2 separate regions of the Homo sapiens genome follow, and region 1 is linked to region 2. A link is an interaction called in ENCODE POLR2A ChIA-PET data of the cell type or tissue named here. Cell type or tissue: Panc1. All regions are shown on one strand. Region 1 holds the start of TBKBP1 (TBK1 binding protein 1). Region 2 holds the start of PRR15L (proline rich 15 like).

Region 1 (8,000 bases), 260 kb before region 2:
GAGGCTGAGGTGGGGGATCACCTGAGGTTGGGAGTTTGAGACCAGCCTGACCAACATGGAGAAACCCCATCTCTACTAAAAATACAAAATTAGCCAGGCATGGTGGCACATGCCTGTAATCCCAGCTACTCGGGAGACTGAGGCAGGAGAATTGCTTGAACCCGGGAGGTGGAGGCTGCGGTGAGCCGCGATGGTGCCATTGCACTCCAGCCAGGGCAACAAGAGTGAAACTCCGTCTCAAAAAAAAAAAAAAAAAAAACCACTCTATTCCTTCCCAAACCCTACTAATTCAATTAGGGGCTCTGCATTACCTCCACAGGAATTTGGGGACGTGGTGAAGGAATGTCTTTCTACCACTGCCCTACCCTCCCATCTGATGGAACACCTGCAGCTGCAGTTGGAGTCCCAGGATGCTTGCATGGTGAATGGCCCACTTTCTAGGGTCTGGAACTGGAGGGCGAAGGTGGCACCTAGATCCTGCAGTCACATGGGGCTAATCAATTTTCCTGCCCGCCAGGGTTCCATTTGAGTCATCTGGGTTTTATTTTGATTCAGCCTCTTTAACTGGCTGCTAATGTCACCTCCTCCTACTCTTTTCAGGCAATAATGGGACAGGAAAGACAGCCTCCAGAGCAAGAGTCATGGGAGTGGGAGAGTCTCCCTGGTGGTTTCCAAGGAGGAAACACTGGCAGGGCCTGGCTCTGGGGGCCTGCATTTGCACTGTCTCTCCTACCTTAACGATTGGAGGTGGGTCCTCTGTTATCACACCTGTGAAGGCCATTTAGAAATGTTTTACAACTCATGCCTGACCACTGTCCACCACTTTCCCCACTGTCCTCCCACTGTGGCTCCTATCCCCTTCACCATCTCCCCTATTATTGTCTCCACCATGATGAGCCCTGCCAATACCAGGGGCTCTTAAAAGGGATTCAGACCAGCTGGGCATGGTGTCTCACGCCTGTAATCCCAGCACTTTGGAATGCCGAGGCAGGCGGATCACGAGGTCAGGAGATCGAGACCCCATCTCTACTAAAAATACAAAAAATTAGCTGGGCGTGGTGGCGGGCGCCTGTAGTTCCAGCTACTCAGGAGGCTGAGGCAGGAGAATGGCATGAACCTGGGAGGCGGAGCTTGCAGTGAGCGGAGACCACGCCACTGCACTCCAGCCTGGGTGACAGAGCGAGACTCCGTCTCATAAAAAAATAAAAATAAAAATAAAAAGGGTATTCAGACCAATGTTCAGCTTTCTCAGATGAGGAAACAGGCCTAGAAAAGTGAAGTAGTCTTAAGTCACACTGCCTCATTTATTTATTCATTCAACAAAGAACATACTTTCTTACTCTTTTAAGATTTAGCTTAGCCAGGTGCGGTGGCTCATGCCTGTAATCACAGCACTTTGGGAGGCCGAGGCAGGTGGATGGCTTGAACCCAGGATTTTGAGAGCAGCCTGGGCTACATGGTGAAACCTTGTCTCTACAAAAAATACAAAAATTAGCCGGGCGTGTGGCATACGCCTGTAGTCCCAGCTGAGGCGCAAGCCACCACGCCTGGAGACTGAGGTGGGAGGATCACCTTAGCCCAGGAGGGCGAAGCTGCAGTGAGCCAAAATTGCACCACTGCACTCCAGCCTGGGCGCCAGAGAAAGACCCTGTCTTTTAAAAAAAAAAAATTGTAAGAGCTCATCAAGGAGACCTTCTCTGAATACTGTGAAGCAGATCCCATCCTCCCATTCTTCTCTAGTACTGCCCCTTGGTGTTTCTTTTTATCCTTTATCACAATTTCCTTCCTTCCTTCTTTCCTTCTTTCTTTTTTTTGAGACGGAGTTTCGCTCTTGTCACCCAGGCTGGAGTGCAATGGGGTCACCTCGGTTCACTGCAACCTCTACCTCCTGGGTTCAAGCAATTCTTCTGCCTCAGCCTCCCGAGTAGCTGGGATTACAGGGACCCACCGTCATGCCTGGCTAATTTTTGCATGTTTAGTAGAGACGGGTTTCACCATGTTGGTCAGGCTGGTCTCAAAGTCCTGACCTCAGGTGATCTGCCTGCCTCAGCCCCACAAAGTGCTGGGATTACAGGCATGAGCCACTGTGCCTGGTCCTTTATCACAATTTCTAGTGGTTTTACTTATTCATCTTTTTATTTTTCTGACTTCTCTACCATACTGCAAGCTCTAAGAGAGCAAGAGACATGTATACCTGTCAGAGACATGTTCAGCACTGTATTCTCAGCACCCAGCACATAATAGATGTTCAAGAAATCTTTGCCGAATAAATATACAACGAGCAGGTACCAACCCTCAGGGCACCTTAGAATACAAGGATGGATGGGATATAATCTCTGCTCTCAGAACTGCCTGGTATGAGCAGCAGAACTAGAAATGGAGAATGCAATGAGATCAGGTCCAGATTGGGGGAGGGGGAGGATTTTAGGGCACCTAAACCAGGCCTAATGGACTTTTGCCACCAACCACCTAGAACCAAGGATAGAAGCATTTGGCTGCACCCTGCCAGGTGACTCAATTAGGCCCTGAGCATCCAAGCAGCAGCAGGGGGCTGATGACTCATCCCAGACAGTGTGTGCTTAGAGGGTCCTGGGACCCCTTTTTCCAGTGAGGGAGGGCTTGCCAGTTGGTCTTATGGGTCCTGTTTGTGGCCAAGTCCAAGGTCACCGAGGGTCCCAGAGACAACCCTACACCTCCTAGTCTAGCCTCCAATCTTTTGCCTGGTCCCTTGCTTCAGAAGAGATCTTGGGGAGTACTAGGGAAAGGAACATCTGCCTAGCCCTTGGGATTAGTGGGGTGACAGATGTCCCCACTGGTTTGCCTTCATATCTAGAGGGTAGATAGGTCATCCCACATGGTTCAGAGAAAGCTAGTGCCTCAGAGAACAAGTGGCTGACCTGCCTTCCTGTTCTGGACTACAAACGGGAGCCAGTGCTGGCAGGAAAGACTGAAAGGGAACCCAGCAGGAGGAGGAGGAAGGAAGCCACTGAGAATCCCCCCTTCTATGAAGAGAATGAGTCTAGAGCTCTGGCTGGCTCTCCTGGTAGAAGCTCACCTCTCAGTCCAATTTTCTCCCAGCAGTGAGGAAAGATGGCAGCTGCTGCTTTTCAAAGCTCAGAGAGAGCAAGAAACCTTTTCCTTCCATCCTCCCCCTCGGAGATTCCCACCCCCATCCCACCTCAGGAGCCAAAAAGGTAGGCTCAGGTTCCCAGCAGTCTTCGCAGCTAAGGCTGAATCTGCCAAAAGCCCCCGCCCAGCTTATCCCCTGCTTCCGGGCTTTGCCTCCCTGTCCACAGAGGATGCTCTTCAGCCAGAGTGCTCCAGGGTTCCCCTGATCATTCTCTACCTGCAGCTAGGCTGACCATGCCTCTGTCCACATTATTTAATCCACCAGGCAATACTCAAAATGACATCGTTAACACTTCCTGAGCATTCGCAGGCTGCTGTATTTAGTTCTGATCCCCATTCTTCCTCCATGAGAGTGCTTAGGTGGGGCATGATCTCCAGCTTAGAAAGGTTAAGGTAACTTGCCCAAGGTCACACAGCAGGAAAGTAGCAAAAAACTTGTTTCTCTTGCCCAGCAGTTTGGCAGGTGCTCAAATAATCTTTGTGCACAGGGTGACATCTGTTGTTTCTTCATTTCCCTGACCTGTGGGTACTTGAGGGTGGCCGGGGAGTGGTGTGTGGGGAGGGAGATGGCTGTCCTTCTTCATGAATGAATCTTTGACCTCCTTAGTTTACTCTCACTTCCAAAGAAGTTACAGCTTTAATCTCTCTGTACCCTATGTTCAATGTATTTATCGCAGCAATGCCCCTTTTACCAAGAGCAACGAAGAGCAGGTCTAATGATTTCCTTCTCAAAAGCGCAAAGACCAAAAAAAAAAAAAAAAAGCCAGATAAATAGCCCCACTTCCTCCCCAAATATACAGCCCATAACTAAACAACCAAAACAACCAAAGCATCAGCCGGGCCCCTGCACTGACCGCAGACGCCCCCAACACACGCCACCACGCCACACTGCGCCGGGAGGCGTCGGGGAGGGGGCGCCAGCGCGGGCCGCTGGCGCCGCAGGGAGCCGGTGGGCTCCGGGCGCGCTGCCAGGAAGGGCCGCACCGTAGGGGCCGCCGCCTCTCGCCACGTGGTGGTGGCAGCGGCGGGGTCCGGGGCGCCTTCCCAGCTGGAGAAACCCGGAGCAGCCGGGGAGGAGGAGGCGGAGGAGGCGGCGGCGGCGGAGGAGGAGCGGGGCGGACGGGAGGGAGGGGGTTGGGGGGAGGGGTGGGGGGTGGGGAGAGACCCGGCGGCGGCGACAGGGCGAGGAGCAGAGCGCGGTACCAGGGGGGTGGGGGCACTGGTGCCCGTTTGGGGAGGGAGCAGGCGGAGGGGGTAAGCTGCGATTACAAGCAGGAACCGGCAGCAGCTGTGAGTCCCCGGCTGGGGCTAGGGCTGGGGGAGGGGAGCGGCGCCCGGGCTGGGCCCCAGGGGTCGCGGGGTGGGCAGGAGGAGGCGGCAGGAGGGCGGCTGGCAGCCGCACGGGATGGCTGGGAGGGAAGGGGTCCGGTGTCGGCCGCCCTCATCCCCTCGCGTCCCCCTCCGCCGCCGTTCCTCAGGCCGCGCCACTCCCGGAGCCCCTTCCCCGGCCCCGAGAGGGTGTCCGGGGGCCCAGGGCTCGGCCGGTTGTGGGGGAGGGGGCTGCGTGGTCTCGGCCCCCGAGAGGGGAGGGGCGACAATTTCTGTCGGCCGAGCGAAAGGGGTTTAAAGGGCGGCTCTTAAAGGGGCCGCAGGAGGGGCCCGGGCCGACAGAGGCACTCACCCCTTCCCCAGCCGCCTTCCATTGCGCTCACCCGGGCGCTGGGCCCAGAGAGGAATGCGGAGGAAGGAGGCATTTGTGGTGCGGCCTCGGGGACAGAGCCCCGCCAGCGGGGTGGGCGCAGAGGGGCGGGCGGGGGTCTGGGGGGGTGTGGTAAGCGCTGGCGCGCGGAGCTGGGGGGAGGGGATGGCGTGGGAAGGAGAGGGTTAAAGGTGGGGCCGGCCCTACAAACGCGCGCACACACTCCTTACTCAGACCCAGTCACTCGCGTTTCCCTGGCACTTAGATGGGCCTGTGGGTGGCGGAGGGGGGGGGGTGGATTGAATTGGAGCCTGCGCCGGAGCCCTTTGCACCCCAAGCTCCTGCAGCCCGACCTGGGGGCCCCGCTGTCTGAACTCACAGCTCCCTGCCGAGCCCCCTCTCCGGGGTGCACATAACGCTCCAGCGCGCGCACACACCTCGGACAGTCCCCTCGCGTCTCACGTGACACGCGGCCCGGACGTGCCACCCTGCCCACGCGCTCACGCACGCGTGCACACACCAGCCTCCTGGTCGCTGCCCCACTCCGTCCCGACGCCCCTGCGACCCCGAAGGCACTCATTGACTGACACACCTACACTCATTCACAGACGCACACTCCCCCCATACGCCAACCCCAGACACACATTCATAACCAGGCCCGAGAGAAGTACACACGCACCCCCTCACTGCCTACTCCTGCTTTCGGGAGCCTGAGTCATTCCTGCCCCCTCGTAGGGTTCCCCATTTCCCGGTGCGCGGGCACCCTGAGACAGCCTTGGGAATTCGTTCGCGTCCCCTTCCACCTGGGTCCCCTTCCCCAGTTTGCGCCCCGTAACACTCAGCCAAGGACTTCCTGTGGGTCCCAGGTCAGGGGCCAAGGGGTCCTGGACCGCTGCCACAGCCCCGGTGCGCCCGGGGGAGGCGCTTCCTTTTCCTGAACTCTGGGATCCTGCGGGAGGAAGTGGGGAAGTTGGGCGGGGGTGCAGCCGAGGGCGTGCCGACTGTGGAGGGGCCGACCCTCGCGCAGCTCTGGGCCTTCCTTGGGGAGGAGCTGGGGTGCCAGAGGCCCAGGCTGAGGAGCTTGGCGGCGAGGTATTTGGGGAAGTAAGGCCTGGGGTGGAGAAGCGCGGAGGAATGGGCCGGGCCCGGCTGGGAAGGCAGCCCTCTCCCATCCACAGGTCTCCCTGGGTTCTGGCAGGAGCCTGCCCCTGCTGCCGGCCTGGCTTACTTGTCCCTACTTGTCAACACCCTGGCAGCGGGGTCTTCACCTGGTTCCAGCCCCTTTTCCCCAAGGCGGCAGAGAGGATGGGGCTGAGGAGTCTGGGAAGGGGCCATGGGAGTCCCTGCTGAGCTCGGGGCAGGAAGTTTCTGGGTTGCATCTTAGCCGGCCCCAGGGAGTGCAGAGCCAGGGAGAGGGGTACCAGGGACAAACCCTAGACAGACGGCCCTGTCCACGGTTGCTCCTGCTCTCCTAGGAGGCCCCGTGTGGGCCGCGGCCCGGCCCTCACCATGGAGTCCATGTTCGAGGACGACATCAGCATCCTGACGCAGGAGGCCCTGGGGCCTAGTGAGGTGTGGCTGGACAGTCCCGGAGACCCCTCGCTTGGGGGCGACATGTGCTCCGCCTCCCACTTTGCCCTCATCACTGCTTACGGAGACATCAAGGAACGGCTGGGGGGCCTGGAGAGGGAGAACGCCACCCTCCGACGCCGCCTCAAAGTCTACGAGATCAAGGTCAGAACTTGGAGAGGAGGGCGCCTGATAGAGTGTATGGGATGGGGAGGGGGACTGGGAATCTGGTAGATACCAGGGATCCAAAAGAGGGGTCACTGTGCAGACTCTTGGGAACTTGAGGGTCTCCCATGAGAGACGTGGCTGTTCCGGATGCGAACTGTCTCCTGTTGGCTTCAGAAGGGCTGGATCTGGGATCTAAAACAGATCCGGTGGGTGGGAGATGGCTACAGACCCATGGGAATTGGGATCCCACTAGCCAAGGAGAAGGAGGGTCAAAGGTCTGAGGCAGGTTGTGGGTTGGGGGCACAGCCAGGCTGAGGCCTGGGCTGGGCACCCGGGAATCCACTCTCCTGAAGCTCCACCCCACCTGCAGTACCCACTGATCAGTGACTTTGGAGAGGAGCATGGCTTTTCTCTGTATGAAATCAAGGATGGCTCCCTGCTGGAGGTGGAGAAGGTCAGCCTGCAGCAACGGCTCAACCAGTTCCAGCATGAGGTGAGCCTACCAGGCTGGGCGCACCCCCTGAGCATCTTGCTCCAGTCTGTTTCTGATACCCTTCCCTCCACACCCCCCAGCATCTGGCCTCTGCCCTTTGATTAGAGATGGCCAGGTCCTCCCTAAGCCCAGCTGCAGCTCCTCCTGCCCCTCCATAGGGTGCTGGGAGTGGGGGTGGGGAGGTGCAGGGAGCTCTCCAACTCCAAGTCCAGTGTGGGACTGACCCTGTGGTGGGGCCCTCTGGGCCTCATCCAGTTACAGAAGAACAAGGAGCAGGAAGAACAGCTTGGAGAGATGATCCAGGCCTACGAGAAACTCTGCGTGGAGAAGAGTGACTTGGAGACAGAGCTGAGGGAGATGGTGAGGCCTGGGGAGCCGGAGGTGCTTGAGGATGTGTAGCTGGTTGTGTGTGTGCATGTGTGCATTTAGTTCTGTGTGTGAGGATTCCAGCCTGTGACAGTGCAGTCCCATGTGTCACACATCACTTGTTTGTGCCCTGCTTGTGTTCATGTGTATCTGTGAGTGCCCGCCCATTTGCCCTTGTGAGGGAGACTGCATGTGTTATCCATGTTGCGGTGTCTGTGTGCATCCTGGCCATGCAGTGGCCCCGTGGGAACCTCTGTCTCTGTGTGTATGCCTGGCTGTCACGCTGGGGTGACCCTGTGCCTGTGAGCACTGCCCTGGCTCTCACGCTGGGGTGACCCTGTGCCTGTGAGCACTGCCCTTGGGAGGCTGTGAGGGTGAGGGCAGAGGTGACCAGGAGTGTGTGACTGCTAGGATGGGCCTGTGCTTGGGTGTGCTTCCGAGTCAGGGTATGGCTGTGCCGGTGAGCAGGTCAAAATCAAGAGACAGGCCAGGTATGGTGGCTCACGCCTATAATCTCAGCACTTTGGGAGGTTAAGGAGTTTGAGACCAGCCTGGGCAACATAGTGAAACCCCATC
Region 2 (8,000 bases):
GGGCGTGGTTCTTCATGCCTATAATCCCGGCACTTTGGGAGGCCAAGGCAGGTGGATCACCTAAGGCCAGGAGTTCAAGACAGGCCTGGCCAACATGGTGAAATCCCGGCTCTACTAAAAATACAAAAATTAGCTGGGCGTAGTGGCACGCACCTGTAATCCCAGCTACTCGGGTGGCTGAGGCAGGAAAACCACTTGAACCCGGGAGGCAGAGGTTGCAGTGAGCTGAGATCATGCCACTGCACTCCGGCCTGGGTGACAGAGTGAGACTATCTCAAAAAAAAAAAAAAAGAAAGAAGAAGAAGAAGAAGAATTAAAGAAAGAATTTAAGGTAGGGCTGAATAAACCCAAGATTCAGGTCAGTGGGGTGACACAATGCTTTTGGAGAGTGTGAGACAAGAAAAGGGTCAAAGTCAAGGTCAAGACAGGGAAGCCACTCGCCAGACAGAGAGGCAGTGGGACAGGCACACACCATTGCCCTGCAGGGTTGTCAGGAGCTTTGAGATAATTCCTGCCAGGCCCCTCAGGGCCACAGGCAGGTGGACAGCTTGCCTGAGTCACACAGCATCCAGGCCTTTGATGCTCTTCCCAAACTTCCCACTATACCACCAGACCCTGCTGCCAGGCATGGGCAGACCATTGACTGGTAGCATAGGGAGGGAAACACCCTGTGCATTTTGCTTGGAATTCATTACAAAATTAAATATAATTAGTGGCATTCCAAGCAATTTGAACTTCCCAGTGGTGACCAGCAGGGCTAAAGTAACTGCTGGGCTGTTCCTAAGGCAGGAGTCAGATCCTCAGGCTGGGAGTGGGAAGTCCTGGGGGCTGTCCTAGCCTCATGACCACTGGCAAGCCACCACCTCTCTGGGCCTCAGTTTCCTCACCCATCCCATCCAGCACTAGCATTTAGCTCTACTGTTAATCCCTGCCCACAGAGGTAACCATGCATTGCAAAGTAAAACTTACGATAATGGGAATAATTACTAAGGGATGGTTCCCTTTCCCCACCAAGCTTCCACAAGGACAGGAGTTGGAAGGGGAGCTAAAAAGGCAGAAAGCAGTTAGAAGGATCCCAGAAGTACAGGGGAGACATGGTCATCACAGGTTGTACCTTGCAGGGTGGGGCTTGGGGCTGAAATCCAGGCTTCTCCACTCACAGGCCATGTGTCCTGCCATGGAGCTGCCTTCCCTGGGGGCTCACCTTTGACTAATTTCCACAAAGGTACTATATGAGCTAGCGGAACTTCTCGGAGAGGAGGTTGCCTGGACATCATTGATTGCTGGGGTATGTAAGATAGAAGCAGATGACAGTCTGCTAGATGAAGGAAGATCAATGACAGAACAGGTAGAGGAACACTGATGACTGGTGAGGTCGGTGGTCTTGTTCTCAGGATGCCTAGCTGCCGGCTGTGAAAGCTCCCAGGAAGGAAGGCGCAGCCAGTGTACACCAGAAAGCTAGAGGGTATCACCTCCTTTTAAAAACTGGAAGTGTTCACTCCATTTTTGAAAAAGACCAGAAAGACACTCCAAATGATGTGCCTTTTTTTTTTCTTTTTTTTTTTTTTGAGACAGAGTCTTGCTTATTGCCCAGGCTGGAGTAAAATGGCATGATCTCGGCTCACCACAACCTCCACCTCCCAGGTTCAAGCGATTCTCCTGCTTCAGCCTCCCGAGGAGCTGGGATTACAGGCATGCGCCACCACGCCCGGCTAATTTTGTATTTTTAGTAGAGACGGGGTTTCTCCATGTTGGTCAGGCTGGTCTCGAACTCCTGACCTCAGGTGATCCACCCACCTCGGCCTCCCAAAGTGCTGGGATTACAGGCATGAGCCACTGTGCCCAGCCCAATAGTGCCTTTCTTTATGTAGGAGTAGAGGATGCTTTCTCTTCTCTAGTTTTCTGATTTCTGGAATTTCCATGATGAGTATAGATTATTTTAGGGGTGGGGGAGCATATCAAATTTAGGAAAGAGGAGAGCACGACGCAGGCCTAGACTTTACGATGAGCTGAATGCCTGCATCCATACCCCTCGTGCTCTGGTCTCCTGCTCCCCACCCCCTCCCTCAGAGCACACAGCCGGTGGATTCCTTCCCACCTCTCTGTCTGGGAAGCAGCTCCCACATTGCCAGCTCTGTCCCTTTAGCTGGGCTCAAGTAGCAAGAGAAGCTGAGGGGAGATCTTGTGCAGCTCCCGCTCAGAAAGTGAAGGAGCAGTGAGAGGGGCTCCATAAATACTTCCAGGGCACCCTGGAGAGGTGAGCACACCTAGGGACAGCCTGAGAGGTTTGTTTTGGCAGCTTGCCCCACCTGGGCTTAGCACAGCCTTGTACAGAACTTAGTGTTCCAGAATGGGTTTCTGGAAGGAGGTGGGGGAGAGCAGAGAAGGAGGAACAGGGCACTTGCTTGGTCTGTGGGTGCCCGAGTCACTGCCTTGTCTGGAATGAGGCCCACAGCCCCACCACTGCCCATTTGGGGCTGCCAAGGAACTTGGGGAATGGAAAAACAGAAGATCCAGCTCCTGAGACTATCATAACCACCAGATTTTCTAGCTCCAGAGAGAAAAGGGCTTCTGCCTGTGCCATTAAAATTCACCTGTTTTAACAGGTATTTCAAGTTGGCAAACCTGGGGCTTAACTCTCCTTGGCATAAAGGGAGCCACAGATCACGAGGAACTTCTCAGCAAACTGTAGAGATGGGAACAGCCCTTGTGCCCTGCCCTGGGGCCTCCACCAAGGCATCAACTCTGGTGCCCTTGCATCCTAGCCTTGTACTCTGGTCTCTCTAGAATACTCTGCCAGAGGCCAGGTGCAGTGGCTCAAACTATAATCCCAGCACTTTGGGAGGCTGAGGCAGGAGGATTGCTTGAGGCCAGGAGTTCAAGACCAGCCTGACCAACATGGGGGAACCCCATCTCTACTAAAAACACAAAAACACAAAAAATTAGGCGGATGTTGTGTCATATGCCTGTAGTCCCAGCTACTCGGGAGGCTGAGGCACGAGAATCCCTTGAACCCAGGAGGCAGAGGTTGCAGTGAGCTGAGATCATGCCACTGCATTCCAGCCTGGGCGACACAGTGAGACTCTTTTCTCAAAAAACAACAACAACAAAAAAAGAGAATACCCTTTTTGCCAGGCCTTCCTGTCTCTTCTGCCCAGGAGGACATGTGGGGACCAGTAAGCAGGTGTTTGCCCCATTAGCAAGCCTGACTTATGGAAATCTGAGTTTGCAAAATGGAAAAATTAGCCGACTATTCTTTGTTTTACAAAATAACCCAGCTGTAGGATCTGTAAATAGTCATCATAAAAGATAGTGTAAAATCTGATTTGCTTTAAAAACAAGCAAACAAAAAAGGTGATGTGATATCCAAACTTCCCAGTTTCTCAAAGTTGCAAAGAACAAGATATCTACAACCGCCTGCCTGTGCCTCACCACAGAGGGCTGAAAGGGGTTGGGGGAGTGGGGGCAGGTGCTTGGGACTTCAAACAGACCCAGCATTTAGTGACACATGGTGGGCCCTGCAGTTAGCTCGTGCAGGTTCCTGAGCTGGCCGAGCTAAGGGCTGGGCCCTTGCCCTGGGGCCTTGCAATCCAGGGATGATGGAAATCAGCCCCTGAGGATGCCAGCTTCACCTCTGCTGTTTGCACAGCTTTGGGGCCATGAAAGGCCTCATGGGACAGCCTGCCACCCCCTGTCTTTGGTGGCCAGCGCTATAGCATGCACATGGGTGTCCCAGGAGAGGCCCCTCCATACCAGCTGGGTTCTGTGAGCTGCTCTGAAGGGCTTTGCCCAGACTGAGCCAGGCCCCTCCTGAGCTGGGTCAAGTTAACCATTGACTGGGGCAGAGGTGGAGGGGCAGGGGGACAGATAGGGGAAGCAAGTCAGCTAATATGTTGTAAGACAAAACCCCAGAACTCCCTCCCCCATCCCTCTGCAGGGCCCCAATGGCACTTAGGGGGCCTGCAGGATGAGACAGGGGTACCCTGGATAGGAATGGGGAGATGTTCCTACCAGACAGCTGGAAAAATGCTCCAGACTGGGGGGTCAGAAGGGTGGGCTCCAGTTCAGCAAGGGTTAACAGAAAACTACTCAGCAGGAGCTCTGTTGGAGGCCTGGATTGACTCCAAGAGGCCAGTGGGATGAGTCTTGAGTGGAGACCAGGTTAGAGGCCTGGGTTCCTCTTTCCTGCTGGGCTTGTCAGCCCTGGAGGCAGAACCAGGTGCTCTGACTGGGGTCTATGCCTTGGTTTCCCCACCCACCAGCCCTCTGCCTGTACCTGTAATCCCGACTGCTCCAGGCTGGAGGTGAGACCTTTCCTAGAGAAGCAGTTGAGTGTAGGAGCTGCCTGGGAGGGTGAGACTCGGGAAGCAAGTGGTGCCTCCGGGCTGCTGTATCAGGCAAGGCTCAGCCAGGAGAGGTGGGTAGGAGCAGCTGCACGTCAGGTGCAAGAGAAACAGGTGCAAGAGCTGTTACCTGCTCTGCTGCAGCTCCTGGAGTCAAGGTGAACCTGAAACCCAGCCCCTCCCGGCTAAGTAAACAGAAGCAGAGGCCGGCTCAAGCTGATGAATATTCATCATGCCAGAAATCCAATCCCAGCGCCCCTGCATCCACCCAGAAGCCAGGGTTCTCCAGGGACCGCCACGCAGGAGGAGGGAATCCCAAGGGAGATCTGGGGTCAGGGAGCACAGGAGGCTCTCGCTCAGTTTCCCCACTCTTGGGTGTCTGGTTGCACTTCCCAGCTATAGCCAGGGTCACCCCACCCATTTCATCTTCTGAGGAGGCGCAGACCCCTCTCCAGCATGGACCACCACCTGGATGTTGCCCAGGGCACAACCAGGAAAGAGTTAAGGGCTGCTGCTTCCATTGGCAGGCTGGGTAGGACGGGGTGCACCCCAGCTTCCTTTGAACTCCCTGAGTCGAAACCAGTCCCGGTTAAACTGGTTGGCAGACCGGTTCCCAGGCTGTCCCTCCCCTGCCTCAAGCCTCAAAGTGGGGACTGGGTTGGGGGCTGTGGCTTCCTCCTGACCTGAAGAGCCCCTCTTCAAAAATCTCCCTAGGGAGAAAAAAAAAAAGGGCACAGCCTCTCCTCGGGCCAGGCTCTCCAGACCCACCACAACCTCAAACATTGTCATCCCTCTCCCACTTTGCTTGGAGGTGGGCTTCAAGGCCCTTGAGATCTTATGCAGAATTCCGTGTTTGTGGGCAGAGGGGCATTGCTTTTTCTGCATAGATTATACTTTTATCAGACTCTCAAAGAGACCTGTGCCAGTGTCCCCACTAGCAAAGTGCCACTGGCTTCAACTCCTCCCAGATGTCCAGCAGTCTATTGAAAGGGCCTTCCTGGGTATTATAAAGTTGGCAAAACCTGGAGCAAGTTCTCAAGGAAAGGAGAGATGGGTCCCTAGTGAGTCTGGAAGAGAAGGAAGGGCAAGAAGGCAGGGGATGGGCACACGGTTGGGGACAGGGGTAGAGTGTGTGTGCACAGGGGCCTTCGTCCTCACCGATCTGCAGTCTCATTGCCCCTGCAAACCCACCATTGGCCAAGCTGTGTGCAGCGCTCAGCCAGGGCTGCTCTTGCAGATGGCTCCGTGTCTGGGGAGCGTTGTTTTGCAGCCACCCGGAGGTGGCCTGTCCTATTTGCGCTTGCATTCTCTCTCCCCTCGGATGGGCATCGCTGGAGAGTGGAAAACATCTGCTACATACTCAGTGTCTCTGCCACTTCCTGGGCCCAGTGCTACCAGCTTAGGTGCCCAATCCACCCACCAGCTACCTTCCTCCATGGACCAGGTGTGCGTGTCAGGCAAAGGGTGAGGCACGGGGTAGAGAAAAGGCATAAAATCCCCCCTTTCCCTGGCTCTCCCTCTAAGTTACATTTGAAATCCCAGCTCACCAACTCTTAAAGCTGTCCCCCATTTCCAATCCTGCTTCTACTCGCTCCAGCTTCTGATGGCCTCTTGGGTTTGTATTCTCCTCCATCTGAAATAGCCCCCCTTCCCTTAAAATGTCCTTGGGTGGACAGTCCTCCAAAGCCTCCCCACAGCCCACAGCAGAACCCGCTTGGCCTGGCTCTCCTAGGATGGGGCCTCTGCAGCCTCCTCTCATGCACACCCACCCCTGCCAACTCTCCCTGAACACTAGGCTCTTCTCTGCCTGCCTTTGTAGGCATGAGGCTGCCTTAGAAGGGTGAGATTAGGAGTGCTGGCTGTGCTCTTGGGTAACAATGTCCCCCCCATCACCTGTGCGACCCAAGAGAAACTTCTTTTCATCCCTCAGAACCTGAATTAATGATCACACCTCCCACCCCGCCAGGAGTTTTCTTGTTTCCCCTTCTGTGTTCCCATAGAACCTGCTCATATACTTCTATTTAACATGATATATATACCATGATTGGTTTCCACTTACAGACTTTTAGCTCTTAGAGCCCAGAATTATGTATCACTGATCCAGACCAGACATACAGTAGGTACTTATGCAAGCTCGAAAACACAAATGAGAAACAGAAACATTGTTTTTACCCAAAGAAACTGTTAATGTAGCCAATTGCTTTGTCCCACTCTCCCTGGGGCAGGTAAATGTGCAAGAAAACCCATTTATTTGCCTTCTTGTGGTTCCAGCCACAGCTGGCTTGCTGTCATGCTATCATCTCCCTGGGGGGTGATTTGAATTGAAGGATATAATTTTGTAAGGTCCCCTACCTCTAGTGCAAAGTACACACAGCTGTCCCAGAAAGGTGCCCACAGCCTCCTAGATCTGTCACTTTCTATAAAAGCCTCGTCTACTCAGAGTGGATATCTGGTTCAGAAGACAAAAACTCCTTCCAGCTCAGGTGTTGGGAAGAGACCAGAAGGCTAGTGGGATGGGCTTTGGTCTGGGGGATGGTAACTCAGAGTCAGTTCCCCGTTCCCCATCCATAGAAGGAAGGGCTTGCCCTGGAGGTACTAATTCCCCATGCCTCGGAGATCCAGCCTCTCTGATGTCTGAGCCCAGGGGAGCAGATTCCTGTTCTCTTGGCTCCACACTGGAGAAGGAGCCCCCATAAGTGCCGTGGCAGGCCTACCTGTGGCTCTCCCTTCCCAAGTGCCACCAGTCCCAGGTGCAGGTGTGAGGACCTAGCGCATTACCAGGGAGGGGCCAGCCTGGGAAGTCAGGCACAACCCCTGGCCTTCAGGGCATTTATTTCTGGGAGGAGCAGGGCTGGGAGGAAAGTTTGAGATAAGGCTGTGAGCTACGAATATAACTCCTCACGTACAGGCCACTTTATTGCTTTATAAAAATTTTCACCTTTGGCCAGGCACAGTGGCTCACACCTGTAATCCCAGCACTTTGGGAGACTGAGGCAGGCAGATCACCTGAGGTCGGAAGTTTGAGACCAGTCTGTCCAACATGGAGAAACCCCATCTCTACTAAAAATACAAAATTAGCTAGGCATTTTGATGCATGCCTGTAATCCCAGCTACTTGGGAGGCTGAGGCAGGAGAATCACTTGAACCTGGGAGGCGGAGGTTGCAGTGAGGCGAGACTGCACCATTGCACTCCAGCCTGGGCAACAAGAGTGAAACTCTGTCTAAAAAAAAAAAAAAATCACCTTTAAGCACACCTTTCTAAAACTAGGTTTAAGTGTAACATGCTATATACATGCAGTGTGCACGTCTCAAGAAATGTGTTCTTGTTGAGTAAAGCAAGTTAAATTCACCTAAGGGAGCCCCAAGGACCTTGGTGCCCTTTTGGGGTACACAGCCATGGGGCCCCATTGCATTACAAATCTAATCAGCCTGGCATATCCATCCCATTTTACAGATCTCTGCCCAGCAAGTAGATCTAGGCTTCAGGGACATTTCTTCCCTAAAACACGGAGAAGAGAGGTGCTGCCATTCTCCTCAGCTCTCCCCATTCTCTGGAAGGCCAGGAGATTGGAGATCCTGGGGGTGTCCAGCCTGGTCGAGGTGACAGGTGGGGCAAGACCAAAGATCAGTCTCTGGTGGGCTACACCAGGTGCAGTG

The links. Peaks named below come from ENCODE experiments on the same cell type or tissue, not always from the same donor. Only the 100,000 strongest peaks of a DNase experiment are listed, where the experiment ranks them.
Region 1: POLR2A ChIA-PET joins it to region 2 with 11 read pairs; 2 of 35 experiments call an interaction of 5 or more read pairs at or near these places.

The regions. Positions count from the first base shown.
Region 1 is chr17:47,689,776-47,697,775 of GRCh38, forward strand. TBKBP1 (TBK1 binding protein 1) reads left to right here and starts at 4,386. Exons shown (of 10, transcript NM_001394755.1): 1 at 4,386-4,419; 2 at 6,304-6,562; 3 at 6,936-7,058; 4 at 7,314-7,418. The coding sequence starts at 6,338. RefSeq lists enhancers at 4,141-4,821, 4,822-5,501, 5,502-6,182 and silencers at 4,605-4,734, 4,985-5,044, 5,827-5,986. In Panc1, no CTCF peak of the experiment used is centred here; no DNase peak of the experiment used is centred here; H3K4me3 peaks cover 2,170 bases; H3K27ac peaks cover 716 bases.
Region 2 is chr17:47,953,381-47,961,380 of GRCh38, forward strand. It overlaps PRR15L (proline rich 15 like), which reads right to left and starts at 4,503. Exons shown (of 2, transcript NM_024320.4): 1 at 4,277-4,503. RefSeq lists enhancers at 3,171-4,116, 4,117-5,062. In Panc1, no CTCF peak of the experiment used is centred here; no DNase peak of the experiment used is centred here.